Linked DNA regions of Homo sapiens: region 1 is linked to region 2. A link is an interaction called in ENCODE POLR2A ChIA-PET data of the cell type or tissue named here. Cell type or tissue: PC-9. All regions are shown on one strand.

Region 1 (8,000 bases), 280 kb before region 2:
TAAGTTTTATGTTATAAATGAAATATCTAGTTCGTTATTATTGGACTTAGGAGTTTTCTCTTCATCCAGTTTTCTCCTATTTTATTTACAATTTTACTATCAGAAAACTATATGTTTTGTAGCTAAAATTATCTAAAACCAAAAGATTTTAACATAGTTTTCTAGTTTTCTTAGGTAGAGTCTGTCTCCCAGGCTGGAGTGCAGTGGCATGATCTTGGCTCACTGCAACCTCCGCCTCCCAGTTCAGCTGGGATTCCAGGCATGTACCACCACGCCCAGCCAATTTTTGTATTTTCATTAGAGACAAGGTCTTGCCATGTTGGCCAGGCTGGTCTCGAACTCCCGACCTCAAGCGATTCCCCCCGCCTTGGTCTCCCAAAGTGCCAGGACCACAGGTGTGAGCCACCGCACCTGGCCTTACATAGTTTTCTACTTCTGTTGTTCATAAGCTGTATGGTTTGATCATAAAACTGGAGAAGGTTCTCTTTAGATTTCAGTTAAGGAATATTTCTTAACTGAGTAGATATCTTCAGGGCAGTGACTTACCCTGGAGCATTTAACATGTTGACTAAATTAACTGGTTTGAGACATGTTTATATTGTAATTATCATCTCTATAAAATTTAGAGCTTACATAGTTTGTCATATATCATTGTGTCATTTATCCTTAAACCCTATAAGGTAGGTATTGTTATTACTGATGAAGAATTGAGTCTCACGCACATTAAGAGACTTTTCCATGGTCATTATAAATTTAGTTCCTGAACCAATCTTTATACCCTGGTCCTTGTTCTTTAAAGCTTATGCCACTTCTCCTGTATCATGTTGCTTTGTATGTATAAAGAAATCTGAACCCCATCTCTACTAAAAATACAAAAAAATTAGCCGGGCATGGTGGCGGGCGCCTGTAGTCCCAGCTAGTCGGGAGGCTGAGGCAGGAGAATGGTGTGAACCCGGGAGGCGGAGCCTGCAGTGAACCGGGATCGCGCTACTGCCCTCCAGCCTGGGTGACAGAGCAAGACTCCGTCTCAAAAAAAAAAAAAAAAAAAAAAATCTGAATATATGTATAAAGCAATCTGAAAGTACTTAACTGGATTCTAATTGAGTTATAAAATAGAAACCTTCCTAGAATATCCCCTTTGCATATTCTTATTTTTTATATTTATATTTTTTAAGTATAAATTATTTAGCAAATCATTTTAAATGATTGTTCTTGTAGGAACCTTCAGAAGTTTAGTCTTTTTGGAGACATAAGTGTTCTACAACAGCAAGGAAGTTTGTCAAATACATACCTCAGCAAGGTGGACCCTGATGGCAAAAAAATTAAACAGTAAGTTATATGGTTAATGGAAAGGAGGTTGTACTATTAATAATATGTTTTTCCTAAGAAATTATGAGATACAAACAGAAGAGTAATGATTTTTTTCCTAAAAGGAACATAGGTCCTGGAAATGTTTTAATGGTGAAATACAGTGATCAGCATCTGCCATTCCATCTCATAAATCTTTAAGAAAAATCAAGTAACTTAGTGGATAATTATTGCTATTTAAAATTATTCCTCTACTTGCCTTTGCTATAACATAAATTGTATGTTATCCTACTTTTCTACTAAACGGGTATAAGTGGTGCTTTTCTTGGATGAGGAACATATTTCTACGTGTTTAATAGATCTTTATGTTTAATATACCTTATTCATTATATTTTAATGTGAATTTTAATGGTATTTACTGTGGGTTGAATCGAAATTACCTAATGAGGAAAAATAGATCTCAAAATTGCATGCTTTTCATTGCCTATTTTCAAAAGTCAGTGTTAAAAGATTAGAACTAAATGTTAATGGGATCACTGTGGCATGTGTTTTCCTTATAGAATTCAGCAACTGTTTGAAGAAATCCTGAGTAATAGTAGGCAACTGAAATGGCTGTCCTGTGGGTTTATGCTGGAAATAGTAACCCCAACATCACTGTCATCTCTCTCTAATGCTGTTGCCAACACCATGGAGCACCTCAGTTTACTGGACAATAATATTCCTGGTAACAGCACTCTTATTACTGCAGTTGAACTGGAGCGATTTGTGAATCTGCACTCACTTGCCTTGGATTTTTGTGACTTTACAGCTGAGATGGCAAGAGTCTTAACTGATAGCAACCATGTGCCTTTGCAACGACTGTCTCTTCTGGTTCACAATGTTTCTGTAATGCACAAGTCTCTGGACAACATGCCAAATGATGAGCATTGGAAAGCCCTGTCACGAAAGAGCACCAGCTTTCGGGTCTATATAATGGCTTTTGATATCAAGAGTGAAGATATGTTAAAGATTCTGAAACCCAGTATACCACTAGAGAGGATTCATTTTGATAGCTATATCACTTGTGTTTCAGGGGCTATTGTTGATCTTATATCCAGGCAATATGACAAGTTCCTCACTCATTTTATTTTAATGAATGATGTGATTGACACATCTGGTTTTCCAGATCTTAGTGACAACCGAAATGAAGATCCGTTGGTTTTATTAGCATGGAGGTGCACAAAGCTCTCTCTTCTGGCAATTCATGGTAGGTGATCTTGTTCATTGTAATCTGATACTGGAATTAGACCGAAAACATTTTCTGCCAGTAAAGAGATAGCACTGACCTTTATAGTATCAAGAAATCTTGTATCAAGTTGATATACAGATTCTTATGCTTTTTAAAGTTTGCAAGATATATCACTTACAAAAGGAAAATCATATTCAAACCCAAGTGTTCTGCTCCAGCTTCCCTGTTACTTTTTTGTCCATCATGTGAATGGCAGTATTTCATAAAAAATCAGTGAAATTAATTTAGCTAAGAAAGCACACATACCTGTGGTAGATATATTTCCTCTAATCACACGACCCCTTAAAACATAGTGCGGGGGAAGAGAATGTATGATTTCTTTCATGCTCACTACCTCATCTTTTAGATTCTTGGTATCAAAGTATTAATGTATATAATTTTTTTAACGATGGTTCCATTGATATGCTTCTTTCATTTTAATGTGACCTGTTCTCATTTGGATCTAGAGTTGGTATTCTGACAAATAAATTTACTTCCTTTTCGGATACTTGTAAGATAATTACAAAGTAGTCTATAAGAATGTCTTAAACTCTCTTATTAGCTATCCTACTAGCACTGTTTCATTATTTTTTTTTTAGTGTGCATTTGTATTTGGGAATGTATGCCTTGCTTTTCAAGTCTTGCTTTATGCCAGTCATCAGAGGTAGCAGAAAAGACTAGATCAATACTGAAAGTGCTAAACACAATGGGCTAAAGACATATCAGGTTATTTAAAAGTTAATTTAAGCCAGTCTTTTTAAAGCCTTTTTCTTCTTTATGCTAAAGCTCCCCGTATTCATTCCTCTTTATTCCTTCCCAGAAGTAGTTATTATTCTGAAGTTGGTGCATATCATTCACATGATTGTTTTATAATTTACGTATTTGCTACTGACAATTAACAGTTTACCTTTAAAGTGTCACTACATAACTTCGCAAAGCATTATAGGAGATGATTTTTCACAAATGAAAAATACATTTACCACGTGTGGTTAACAGATACATGCATATATGAACTAAAAATTTCATCCTTATGGTACATCTTTACCCAAAGCTATAAAATTTATTTGTATATACTTTAAATGTCTATTTTACTGAATGAAGTAGTGTCATAAAGGATTAGATCACCTGCCAATTCACCACCTATAGCGGTAACTCTTGAACACAACTTCTAGCCTTTTTTTTTCTGGGCTATACAACCATGTTTCCTTTTCCAATTTCAATATATTTCTAAAGGAAAAAGACCAAAACGGTAAGTGAGATACAAATTTGAAGCTTCTCTAGAAGCTTTGAATGAGGAAAAGACAGACTTACCAAAGAGAAAAGGAAATGCAAGGAAATTACAGTGTTGTCTTTTGTTTATTTTTCAGGTTACACGGTGTGGGCACACAACCTCATTGCCATTGCTCGTCTTCGGGGCTCTGATCTGAAAGTGCTTGAAGTCACCGAAGAAAGCATTGATTTTGACCAAGGTGAACTGGCCGACCAGGATGTAGATCCAGTGCATAACCTTATTGAGCAGGTATCCCTGGGCCTGGGTCAACCTTGGCATGCAGTCATGGACATCGAATCACTCAGTGTCTTCACTGAACCAAATCGTCATTTTTACAGAGAGATGCAAAGCTTCAGTGAAGACATTTAGCTTTTTTTTAATGTAGAATTCCTGTGGTTACATATGCAAGTAGGGTCCTATTATGTTTTTTTTTCAGTAGTGTGAATTAATCCTTTTGTGCTGTGTTTAATCAGTATTAGCTTTATAGAATTATATATGTATATTCTACTTCTTGATCAAAGAACGTAGTCGGGTATTGGTTTAGAAGTTCAAAGTGACAATGTATAGGGCTTTCACGGTTAATGGACTTGTTACCAAACCTTAAGGATATACAGCCGAAGATTGTCTGAGGTTGCTGGCTAACTTTATTTTTCACTGAGTTACTCTGCCTTTTTGACGTTTTTATTCTTTGTGTGTCAGAGTTCAGAGCTCAGGAGCCAAAATATTTTTATACATATATAGATATATATCCATAGCCTGGTAGATTTATATGCAATGCACTGCATCCATGCATTCTGATAGCATTTCATTAATTTTGATTTCAAATGGAAGATAAATAATATCCCAAATGAATTATCTGTAACAGAAAAGCCAAGACTTTAACTTTCATTACATATCTAATAGTTGATATCACCAGTTACCATTTTGAATTTTGTATAGTACTAGGTTAGAACATTGCTTAATCCTTTTAAAAAAAATGCATTTACGTAAACACGAATACTGAAATTGTTGGATTTTTTAACTATATCTGACATAATTTTATTCATCAATTACATTACACATTCATTTAGCCCAGATTTCAAATAGTGGGGGAAGAAAGAAACTGTATTTCAGAGTAAAATCTCCTAAAGGAAATAAAAACACAGAGTTGTAAATACACATGCTTGCAAAAACATTAGTCGTGAAATCCCTAGCAACAAGTCACTGGATTTTTCTCTGTCAGCACGCGTGTCAGCTGCCAAAGAATAGACTTAATGAAGAAGTGCCCACATGCTGGCAGGGGCCGGCCCACTCTGGCCAGCCAGATACTGCTAGATTGTAATATTTAAGGTCGAATTTCGACCTGTGGTACACAGCTGTGCTGTGGCTCAGTCAGCAACCTCAGAACTCTGAAAAAACAAAACAAAAAAAAAAAAAAAAGAAAAAAAAAACATGCACCTGTTTCACTGTGAATAGTGAATGTAAAGGAAAGAAAGGAAAAACTGAAAGCTTGTTCTATCACAGGTATGAGCTGCTATGATACATGAAGAACATTCCATGAAGTATGTTTTAAAACCTTGTTATATCTGAGAGGCTTTAAAAGCCTATTAACTGTTTCAGGGCAACCGCGGTACAGACGTGGTCTCTGTGAGACTTCCACCTGACCCCAGTTTTAAGTGGTACGAATGTTGTGCATTTAATGTTAAAGGACAGTCTGCAATAATAAAGTAAGTAGCCAACCTGGGTGCCCAGCAGTGCTGAGACCTGGCTGCTCTATTGTAAGCTTTGGAAACACAATTTATGCAACAGATGTCCAGATATGATTCTATTTATGGAAAAAAGTTTATATGTGTTTTACAAATGGTTTTACCATCTTATATTAAAATGACCTTTTGACAGGTGTGCACTGTTTTGTCTCCAGTGAGCACATACCATGCGGATTTTATATGTACATCAGTAGTGTGAATCCACTGGCACAGTGTGTGTAAATGCCAGATGTGGTGAGATTTTATCTTATAAATGTGATCAGATAAAATAACTCCTGACAGAAACTGTAAGGAAACCAGCTGAATGTTTGACCTGATGACTGATGTTGTATGGTTTATGTTAAATGTATATTCTTTTAATCAATGAATAAAGCATTAAAAATGATCATTGTAATATATTTTATTGTATATGAAGCATGACTACTTTTAGTGTTAAATAAACTGCAATAATCCTTATATTGTGTATAATAATGTGTTAGTATTCTGGTTGTATTCTGGTGCAGCAAAGCTTAAATTTGAGATACATTATAAAAAGTCTTAGCTGAATAGTTTGGAAGATTTTTTTACAGAAATTCACTTTGACAAAATACAAGCTTAAAAGCAAACAAACACTGGATTTCTTAGCACAAAATCTCAGTATATTATGCACCTAGAATACATTACATTATCAATATGGTAAAACTTAATTTATAGACTAGAGGGGCTGCTTTTTTAAAAGAAGATTCCTATACCAAATGCAAAAATACTTAGATATGCCAATATTAAATTCTTCATAAACCCCTATATTCCTTTATTTATTTTGGTATTCTGATCTCTGTTCTTGGTTGTTGAGACTCACAGCTCTTATTCATAGGAAACAAAAGGACTTCTTTTCTTCCTTCCATCTTCCCTTCCTTATCATTCCAGACATTGACTCTTCCAGGCACTGCTTTATCTTGGAATAATCTGGTGTTCACAAATAATTGTCCTTATACTTTTTACTTACCACTTCGTTACTTTCCTGGACACATCTGAGTCCTTTGAATGAATCAACATGTTTAAGTATATATTTAAGACGTACCCAAAATGTACGAAAAAGGAAAGTCTACTAATATGAATAGCATGCAAGTTAAGGTTATTGTAGTAAAGCTCTAAATTTGGGAGGCTTGACATCTGTTTTCTAGTCTAAGCTCTGGCTCTACTTGAGCACAGACTCCTCTTTCAGCTTTGGTTTCCTCATCTCTAAAATGAAGGATTGGTCTTGGCTAGCTAAAACTCCGATTCTTCATTGAAATTTTCCATTGCTGTTAGCTCAGTAGCTCACAGATACACAAGATCATCTTTAAACCAAGGTATTAAATATTTTCAAAACATAGCTTATTAAACTATATGAAATTTACATATCTATCTAAAATTACTTTCCATTTCCCCACCACAAAGATGCAGAAATTGAACACAAAGATGGGGAAACTTGCTTGGGACTTAGAGCATGAGTCATATTGGATCCTTATGAAGCCAGTAACATAACACAGTGCTAATGGAGTAACACAGCAGATGTGAATAATACCCAGGGACCATACCACATTGTATCAATGTTTCCCAACCTTTGTCATGTTGTAGCACACATAGAAAATATTGTACAGCATACTGGTATAAACCAGAAAGAATTAGAGAAAAAAATTACTTTTTTTAAATTATATAATTGATGAAAAAATGTAGAAGATTTGAGGAAAAATACTGAATTTGTATGGAACTTTCAAATAAAATCTTGCCAGATGTTTTAATTGATTTAATTGACATTTGATTAAAATGTTTTAATACTGTCACCAATGAGAAACACCCCACAAACAGGTAATAATTTTTAGGTCTTTTTTAAAAATAACCATTCGTTAATTTATGCAGTTGAAACTAAGAAATTTAACGCTTCCTTCTTTGGGAAATAATGTTGTGAGTTAAGTTCAAATTCAAATTGATGTTTATTACAATTATTTTAAAATCATGATGCTCTAATTTGTAATCTCCCTTACATAATCCTACTGCTAGGTGAGACACCACTGAAGAGTAAACAGCCACCAACTTTATATATATGTGAAGGCAATTAGAGGCTGCAGGGAGCCCTCCTCCCACCTCCAGCTCCCAACCCTTTCAAATCCAACTAGCCACACCTGGGGGCCTCACACTTGGGCTTCCTTCCTGCTCTTTGGACACCTGGAACGTATTTCTTTCACAGCTTTGTAGACGCCCCCCCCCCCCCCCCCCCCCACCCTTTTCTGTGATGGACAGTGACTCATCTGGCTAGGAATAGTGAGTATCTGAGTTTGCTCTCTGTCCAGGGCCTACTTTCAGAATCAGCTCCACTCCCACTGCTCAGAAGAGCCTGAAAGCATCAGAAGGCAACCAACCCAGGCTCCAGCCACCCCAGGACTCATTA
Region 2 (8,000 bases):
GAGCCATGACTGCACTCTAGCCTGGGAGACAGAGCAAGACCCTGTCTCAAAAAAAAAAAAAAAAAAAATTTGTCATGAAAATCTATACTTTCCAGGCTACTAATGTAATGAATTGTTACTATTAATGGTATATTGAAGAGAATGAAAGTAACACTGACTAGGCAAGTGAATCTTTAACGACTGGAAGTAAATATAGACTCTTTCAATCAGGTATACATTGTACATCTTAAAACTGAGAAACTTACATACCATTGTCACATTACTATCCAACTGTTGTGATTTCCAGTGACTTCTATGTTTGTTCACATTCTAAAGGAAGAAAACTTAGACATTAGATGGTACTCTTCAAAAAATGGATAACTGAAATCAGTTTCTGCACAAAATTGTAACCATCTAAAACTTGAAAAATGGGAAAGGTGGGAGGGGGTGAGATGTAAAAGACCATGTATTGGGTACAGAGTACACTACTTGGGTGACAAGTGCACCAAAATCTCAGAAATCACCACTAAAGAACTTATCCATGTAACCAAAAACCACCTGTTCCCCAAAACTATTGAAATAAATAAACAAACAAATAAAAATAAACAAAACTTAGAAAATATTTCAAACTGTATCATGTCTAATGATTATAAAAATAATTTGGTAATTAATTCATGAATATTCTGTATACTTTAGGATCATAAATTTTATTTTTCCAGCTACAGTCTAAGAACAGAAATAAATCCAACAGGGGCTTAATTAGATTAAATATGACACTTACCTGTCGAACAGTTGAAAACTGTGCCACTTGTTGCTGTTGCCATTGAAGTGTTGGGGAATAACCTTCAGGGGCGGGTTGGCATCCTGAAAGCTAGAGATCAAGTTCACAAATATTAGGATCAACATTAGTGTCAAAACTAGAATCTCATGCCTCTGCAAAGCAAAAGTAAAACCAAGATAAAGTGTATAATAAAATAAAGATTATACAAGAAAATAAAATATTTTTGCAGATGTAAAAAAGTAGGCATTTCACTTTATTATTTATATCTCAGTTAAAAATATTAGGGAAAGAGCCTTAGTCACCTTAATCAGAGAAATCTGGAAAGGTTTATAGTTGGAGTTTCTATGAAATCTAAATGACATGAGCCTGGAGAATATGATCTAGCCCTACCTGCCTTTCTAGAATAGCAAAACAGAAACAAAAAGAGAGATATACCACAAATAAAGAATTCTGGTATGAAATACAGTTAGAAGGAATGAGTTCTAGCATTCAATAGCACAGTAGAGTGACTACAGTTAACAATAATTTATTGTATATTTCAAAACAGCTAGAAGATTTGAATGTTCCCAAAAGAAAGAAATGATAAATGAGGTGATGGCTATCCTAATTACTGATTATTATACATTGTATGCATGTATCAAAATATCACATATACTCCATAAATATGTACAATTATTATTGTGCCTGCGTGATAAAGCATGAAATTATGATTATTATGTATCAATAAAATTAAAAATAAGAACTTTGGTATGGGCAAAATGTACTTAAAGACGCTTAACTTTAAATTGTCTACTTCTGTTTTCTTTTTTTTTTTTTTTGAGACGGAGTTTCGCTCCTGTTGCTCAGGCTGGAGTGCAATGGCCATCTCAGCTCACTGCAATCTCCGTCTCCCGGGTTCAAGCAATTCTCCTGCCTCAGCCTCCCGAGTAGCTGGGATTACAGGCATGTGCCACCACACCCGGCTAATTTTGTATTTTTAGTAGAGATGGGGTTTCTCCATGTTGGTCGGGCTGGTCTTGAACTCCCCACCTCAGGTGATCCGCCTGACTTGGCCTCCCAAAGTGCTGGGATTACAGGTGTGAGCCACTAAGCCCAGCCATACTTCTGTTTTCTAAAAGAGCACATACAGCCTGAGCAACATATCAAGACCCCGTCGCTACAAAAAATACAATTAGCTGGGCACGGTGGCACATGCTTGTCATCTCAGCTACTGGGGAGACTGAGGTGGGAGGATGGCTTGAGCCCAAGAACTCGAGGCTGCAGTGAGCTATGATCGTGGCACTGTACTCTGGCCTGTGCAACAAAGCGAGACCCTGTCTCAATCAATCAATCAATCAATCCATCAAATTAGGTATATTAAGACATTCTGTTCCATTAAATGTCCATCAACTAAAAAACCCTGAAGAGGAATTATAGGAAAAATTACAGTGTCTGAATTAAAATTTCCTGATTACAAGTATCAGAGAAACTACTTTGAGCATGAAAAGGAAATTACTATCAACTATTTAAAATGCCACTCTCCCAGGCGCCTGTAGTCCCAGCTACTCGGGAGGCTGAGGCAGGAGAATGGTGTGAACCCGGGAGGCAGAGGTTGCAGTGAGCCGAGATCGCGCCACTGCACTCCAGCCTGGGCGACAGAGCGAGACTCTGAGACTCCATCTCAAAAAAAAAAAAAAAAGAAAAAGAAATAAAATAAAATGCCACCCTCCTTTGAGCTTAGGTTAAATAGCACCTCCTTAGAGAGACCTTTGCTGGCCAGGCGTGGTGGCTCACATCTGTAATCCCAGCACTTTAGGAGGCAGAGGCAGGCAGATCACTTCAGGTCAGGAGTTTGAGACCAGCCTGGCCAACATGGTAAAACCACGTCTCTACTAAAAATACAAAAATTAGTCAGGTGTGGTGGCACACGCCTGTAATCCTAGCTACTCAGGGGGCTGAGGCAAGAGAAGCTCTTGAACCTGAGAGGCAGAGGTTGTGATGAGCTGAGATTGTGCCACTGCACTCCAGCCTGGGCGAAAAATTGAGACGCAAAAAAAAAAGGGGGAAAAAGAGAGCCCTTCTATGATTCCTCTACAGTAGTTCTGTCATTTATTGATTATTATACATGCTTATTTTCTTCATAGCAATAATCACAATATGTAATTATTTGTTTGCTTGTTTACTCTCTGTCTTCCTCAGGAGGGTATGTAAACTCTACAAGGGTAGGAACCTTTTTTGTCTTACCCTCTGTTGAATTCCCAATGCCCGGCACAACCTAGTTGCTTAATTAAAGATGTGCTGGATAAATAAATAAATGAAAATGTCCAGAGTGTGCAAGTAGCTATAAAAGTGTAAGGCCGGGTATGGTGGCTCACACCTGTAATCCCAGCAGTTTGGGAGGCAGAGGTGGGCGCATCACGAGGTCAGGAGTTCAAGACCAGACTGGACAACATGGTGAAACCCCGTCTCTACTAAAAATACAAAAATTAGCCGGGTGTGGTGGTGGGCGCCTGTAATCCCAGCTACTCGGGAGGCTGAGGCACGGTAATCGCTTGAAACCGGAAGGCAGAGGTTGCAGTGAGCTGAGATCGCACCACTGCACTGCAGCCTGGGCAACAAGAGTGAAACTGTCTCAAAAAAAAAAAAAAAAAAAGTGTAAGACATCTGGGTTTCTATTCTTAAAAAAAGTGAAACTTGGTCAAATTCAGAACATGCAAAGCACACTAAGATTAAACACCAATCCAATAACTGGAAAAAGTTCCTTAAAAAATAAAGGGGCCAGGTGAGGTGGCTCACGCCTGTGATCCCAACGCTTTGGGTGGCAGAGGAGGGAGGATCACTTGAGGCCAGGAGTTCCAGACCAGCTGGCAACAGAGACTCCCTCTCTATAAACAAACAAACAAGCAAAAAATAAAAGATAACATAAGTAACCCATTTAAAGACTCCTTTGAAAGGACTGGATAATGTCCTGAAGTAAGATGGGCAACACTCCACAAAGGCTAGAGTTACAGAAAGCCTCTTTAGAGGCAGTAAATGCCAATTGTCTTTCTGAAGGAAAAAGTACAAGCGAATGTCTAACTTTGCACGGAGTAGTCAAATCTTACGTCATAATTGATGCTGTCAGATACTATAGGAAGAGCGTTAGTCTTTTAATTGGGGGGTTGGGGGTAATCTCCAGACGGTTAATAAAACTCACAGAAATATTCACACTTTGCTTCCTTTTCAACTTCTTTGGGTCAATTTGAGCTACCACAACATCTGGACATTGAGCTGCTTCGATCCTACAAATAAGTAATAAACGCGATAAATTAAATTTCTGTTGTGCTTTGCTCAGGTGTAGTAAAACAAGCGATCCACTTCCACAGTTCATTGTGAAATCAGAAAAAAATTCAGACTTCCAATTGAGGTACTAAACAATGTATTTCTGAAATTATCTGGATTGAAAACAAATCTAAGAGCACACATCTTGATACGTGCAATCACGTTCAACAGAAACTCGCCCACGTTAGGATGTAATCCAGAATCCTGAATAGACCTGAACTCGCAACAGACTGGAACGGGAATAGAGCACCGAGGGCTGTACCCAGGGGCAGGGCAGAAGACCAGCCCACCCGCCCAGGGCCGAATCACTCACTGGACCCGCCTCAGGTATTCCTGAGGCGTCCTCGGGGGTACCGAGGGATCGAAACCTTCCGTCAAGTCGCAAGGCTCTACCGGCAATAGCCGAGGCATCAACTCTTCCACTGCGGACTCCGCTGGTACCCACGCCATGGTTTTCAAACCAGCCAGTTCCGCTCGGCGCATGCGCCCATTCTAGGTCACAGCGCAGGCGTACTAATAGACACCTTAGGCGCGGAGCTGAGCAAGTGGCAGTTTAGGGAGCGTTAACTGCGCATGAACAAATTGCTGCTTGCCTCAAGGTTAAGGCTCCGGTGGTGTAATAAAGGATCTGAGAATTTAATTCCTAGCTGAATTGGTTCGAACGCGTTTCTGGGACTTTTACCCTCTGTTTTGTCTTCTAACGCTGGGTAAAGGCCGAGGGTTAGCAACTTTTATGCATCCCTAGTAGTGAGGGATCCTTAAAAATGTTTTTTGAATTAATGAACAATATTACTGTAATTATCATTCATGGAGCTCTAAATTCTTAAACTCTTCATAAACACATTTTCTCATTTGATTCTTAGAACAGTCTTGTGAAGTGGGTGGTAATATACCGCTCTCTTAGGGCAGGGACTGACCTTCCAAAGAGGAAGAACCAATTCCAACCTAGATTTATGCGATGCCAAATGAATGAAAAATTAATTTTCTACAGAAATTTCTAGTGCTTGACCACTTCAAAGATCACTGTATGTTTATTTGGAATGAATATTACTCCTAGAATAGCCAGCACTTTTTAATTTTTGTTTTAAAGAAAAATCTCTTCGTTTAAATACAAATAGTGAAAAAAATGAAACTAATGCTAACACCCAGAAATTAACAAAAATGTTAGGTCAATCTTGTTAGGTAGATAGTATTATTATCTCCATTTCATAGGTGAGGAAACAAGGCAAGAATGTGCAAGAAACAAGTATAATATCTGATTATTTCTAAACAAATACAATTGAGTGAATACAATTGACTTATTTTCTAACACTGATGTTTATTTTAGAAGGTTAAAAATTTTTATTTATGGCACTGCCTTTAGTTTGCAAGGAATTGATTTCAAACCAGGATGTAAGTCTAAATTGAAGATAAAGTGAGGATAGTCCTTAGCTTATTTAAGTACTTAATGCTTAGGAACTGTAACTAAACAATTGGGACACTTGGAAAGATATCACCTGGCTGCAAACTACAGTTATTTGGTTAACAAATTTTCACTGGTTTTGGGAAAAACAGACTTAGAATAGGGAGAAATACTCCTGTCGTCCAACATTTTGGTGATAATCAAGGACAAATTTGAAAAAGTAAGTAGTGACGTGAGGACTAAACTGAATTTTTTTTTTTTTTTTTTTGAGACGGAGTCTCGCTCTGTCGCCCAGTCTGGAGTGCAGTGGCGCAATCTCGGCTCACTGCAAGCTCCGCCTCCCGGGTTCACGCCATTCTCCTGCCTCAGGCTCCCGAGTAGCCGCCGGGACTACAGGCACTCGCCACCACGCCCGGCTAATTTATTGTATTTTTAGTAGAGACGGGGTTTCACCTTGTTAGCCAGGATGATGTCGATCTCCTGACCTCGTGATCCACCCGCCTCGGCCTCCCAAAGTGCTGGGATTACAGGCATGAGCCACCGCGCCCGGCCTGATTTTTTTATTTTGCCCAAATTCCTATCTAAGGGGTCTGGGGAGTCATGCCCTACAAATCATAAATTCTCATCAGATGGGTTTTATTTAACCCTATATATCACGATTTACTTTTCAACCTCACTTCGAAATGACATTACGAGACAAAGAAGAAAATAAAAATATTTGACCCCAAAACATGTTTCTTTGCCGTATTTTGAAATGGCCCTGCAAAGCTGTTCTTTGTGGAGGAAATTTTGCATCCGTAAAGAATCTTGGCCAGGCGCAGTGGCTCATGCCTGTAATCCCACCACTTTGGGAGGCCGAGCTGGGCACATCACTTGAGGTCAGGAGTTCGAGACCAGCCTGGCCAACATGGTGAAACCCCGTCTTTGGTAAAAATACAAAATACTACCTGGGCATGGTGGTGGGCGCCTGTAATCCCAGCTACTTGGGAGCCTGAGGCAGGAGAATCGCTTGAATCCAGGAGGCGGAGGTGGCAGGGAGCCCAGATTGTGCCATTGCACTCCAGCCTGGGCAACAAGAGCAAAACTCCATCTCAAAAAAATAAAATAAAATAAAATAAAATAAAATATTACCCAGCCTTGACCTCCCGGGCTCAAGTGATCCACTCACCTTGGCCTACCAAAGTGCTGGGATTACAGGTGTGAGCCACTGGGCCAGGCCACAAATACATTTTTTTTAATTTTTATTTTTTACTGTAAATTATTAGCATTTTCTTTCAATTTTTTTCTGGAGAAAAGGTTACCTTGCCAATCAACTACCAATGGAACAATGGCTAACATTGGAGTTTGTGCATAAGTATGTGTCAGAACTATGCATGGATTAAGGAAGAAAGGAGACAATAGGAGAATGGAACAAAGGTTGTCCTGGGAAATAATAATAAATTATTTTCCAAAAGAAGAGGTAATAATATAGCTTCGTGCTACTTCAAATCTAATTTTATTTAAAAGAATTAGTAATGATTTTTTGAGTGAAGTTTTCAGAAATTGCACTAAGTATTTTTTAATGCTTCAGTGAAATATGGAACACATGAGATAAGTTATATTTGGTTGATGAAGTTATTCTGAAAAAACGCTATTTGGAAAGGTGAACTTCTGAAACTACAATAACATTTCATCTATTCCCAGGAAGAAATATTCCTAAGGTACTGAACTACTTCTGGTGCCCTGTTTTTAGAGATTTATCGCCGGTTTTTAGTTTATGATGGAAAAATTCTTGTTTCAGTATTTCTCACACGATTGGTTAGCTGTAGGAGTTACATGACGATTGTGAGAACAGAACATTCTGTTGTGTGTTTATTGATGATGTGGCTGTTTATTGATGATGGAGGCATCTGTTAAGTCAACCTTACACAGCCAACTACAGTTTATCTCTGTCTCTGTGTTTTCTTTTCTTTTATTATTTTCCTTTTTTTTTTTTTTTTTTTGAGACGGAGTCTCGCTCTGTCACCCAGGCTGGAGTGCAGTGGTACTGCTCACTGCCACCTGTGCCTCCCGGGTTCAAGTGATTCTCCTGCCTCAGCCTCCTGAGGAGCTGGGATTATAGGCACCCACCACCATGCCCGGCTAATTTTTTTATTTTTAGTAGAGACGGGTTTTGTCATGTTGGCCAGGCTGGTCTTAAACTCCTGACCTCAGATGATCTAGCTGCTTCAGCCTCCCATGTCTCTGTGTTTTCTATCCCTTTAAGTGGCTCAGTTATTCTCAAATGTTAGTGTGTATAAGAGTCATCCGGCTGGACGTGGTGGCTCACACCTGTAATCCCAGCACTTTGGGAGGCCAAGGCAGGTGGATCACTTGAAATCAGGAGTTTGAGATCAGCGTGGCCATCATGGTGAGACCCCTGTCTCTACTAAAAATACAAAAAATTAGCTGGGCATGGTGGCGTGCACCTGTAATCCCAGCTACTTGGGAGGCTGAGGTGGGAGAATTGCTTGAACCCAGGAGGCAGAGGTTGCAGTGAGCCGAGATAGCACCACTGTA

Evidence for each region. ChIA-PET counts read pairs that join two places held together with the same protein. Peaks named below come from ENCODE experiments on the same cell type or tissue, not always from the same donor. Only the 100,000 strongest peaks of a DNase experiment are listed, where the experiment ranks them.
Region 1: POLR2A ChIA-PET joins it to region 2 with 13 read pairs; 9 of 35 experiments call an interaction of 5 or more read pairs at or near these places.

What each region holds. Positions count from the first base shown.
Region 1 is chr14:39,395,730-39,403,729 of GRCh38, reverse strand. It overlaps FBXO33 (F-box protein 33), which reads left to right. Exons shown (of 4, transcript NM_203301.4): 2 at 1,219-1,329; 3 at 1,869-2,554; 4 at 3,943-6,046. The coding sequence ends at 4,214. Among named protein-coding and RNA genes, the nearest start is that of FBXO33, 33 kb to the left of the region's middle. In PC-9, no CTCF peak of the experiment used is centred here; no DNase peak of the experiment used is centred here.
Region 2 is chr14:39,110,849-39,118,848 of GRCh38, reverse strand. It overlaps GEMIN2 (gem nuclear organelle associated protein 2), which reads right to left and starts at 4,526. Exons shown (of 10, transcript NM_003616.3): 1 at 4,374-4,526; 2 at 3,936-4,020; 3 at 761-850; 4 at 250-309. The coding sequence starts at 4,510. It overlaps LOC105370459 (a long non-coding RNA gene), which reads left to right and starts at 4,020. Exons shown (of 2, transcript XR_943771.3): 1 at 4,020-4,387. RefSeq lists enhancers at 4,247-4,466, 7,547-8,000. In PC-9, no CTCF peak of the experiment used is centred here; a DNase peak (open chromatin) is centred at 4,588; H3K4me3 peaks cover 2,131 bases; H3K27ac peaks cover 1,363 bases.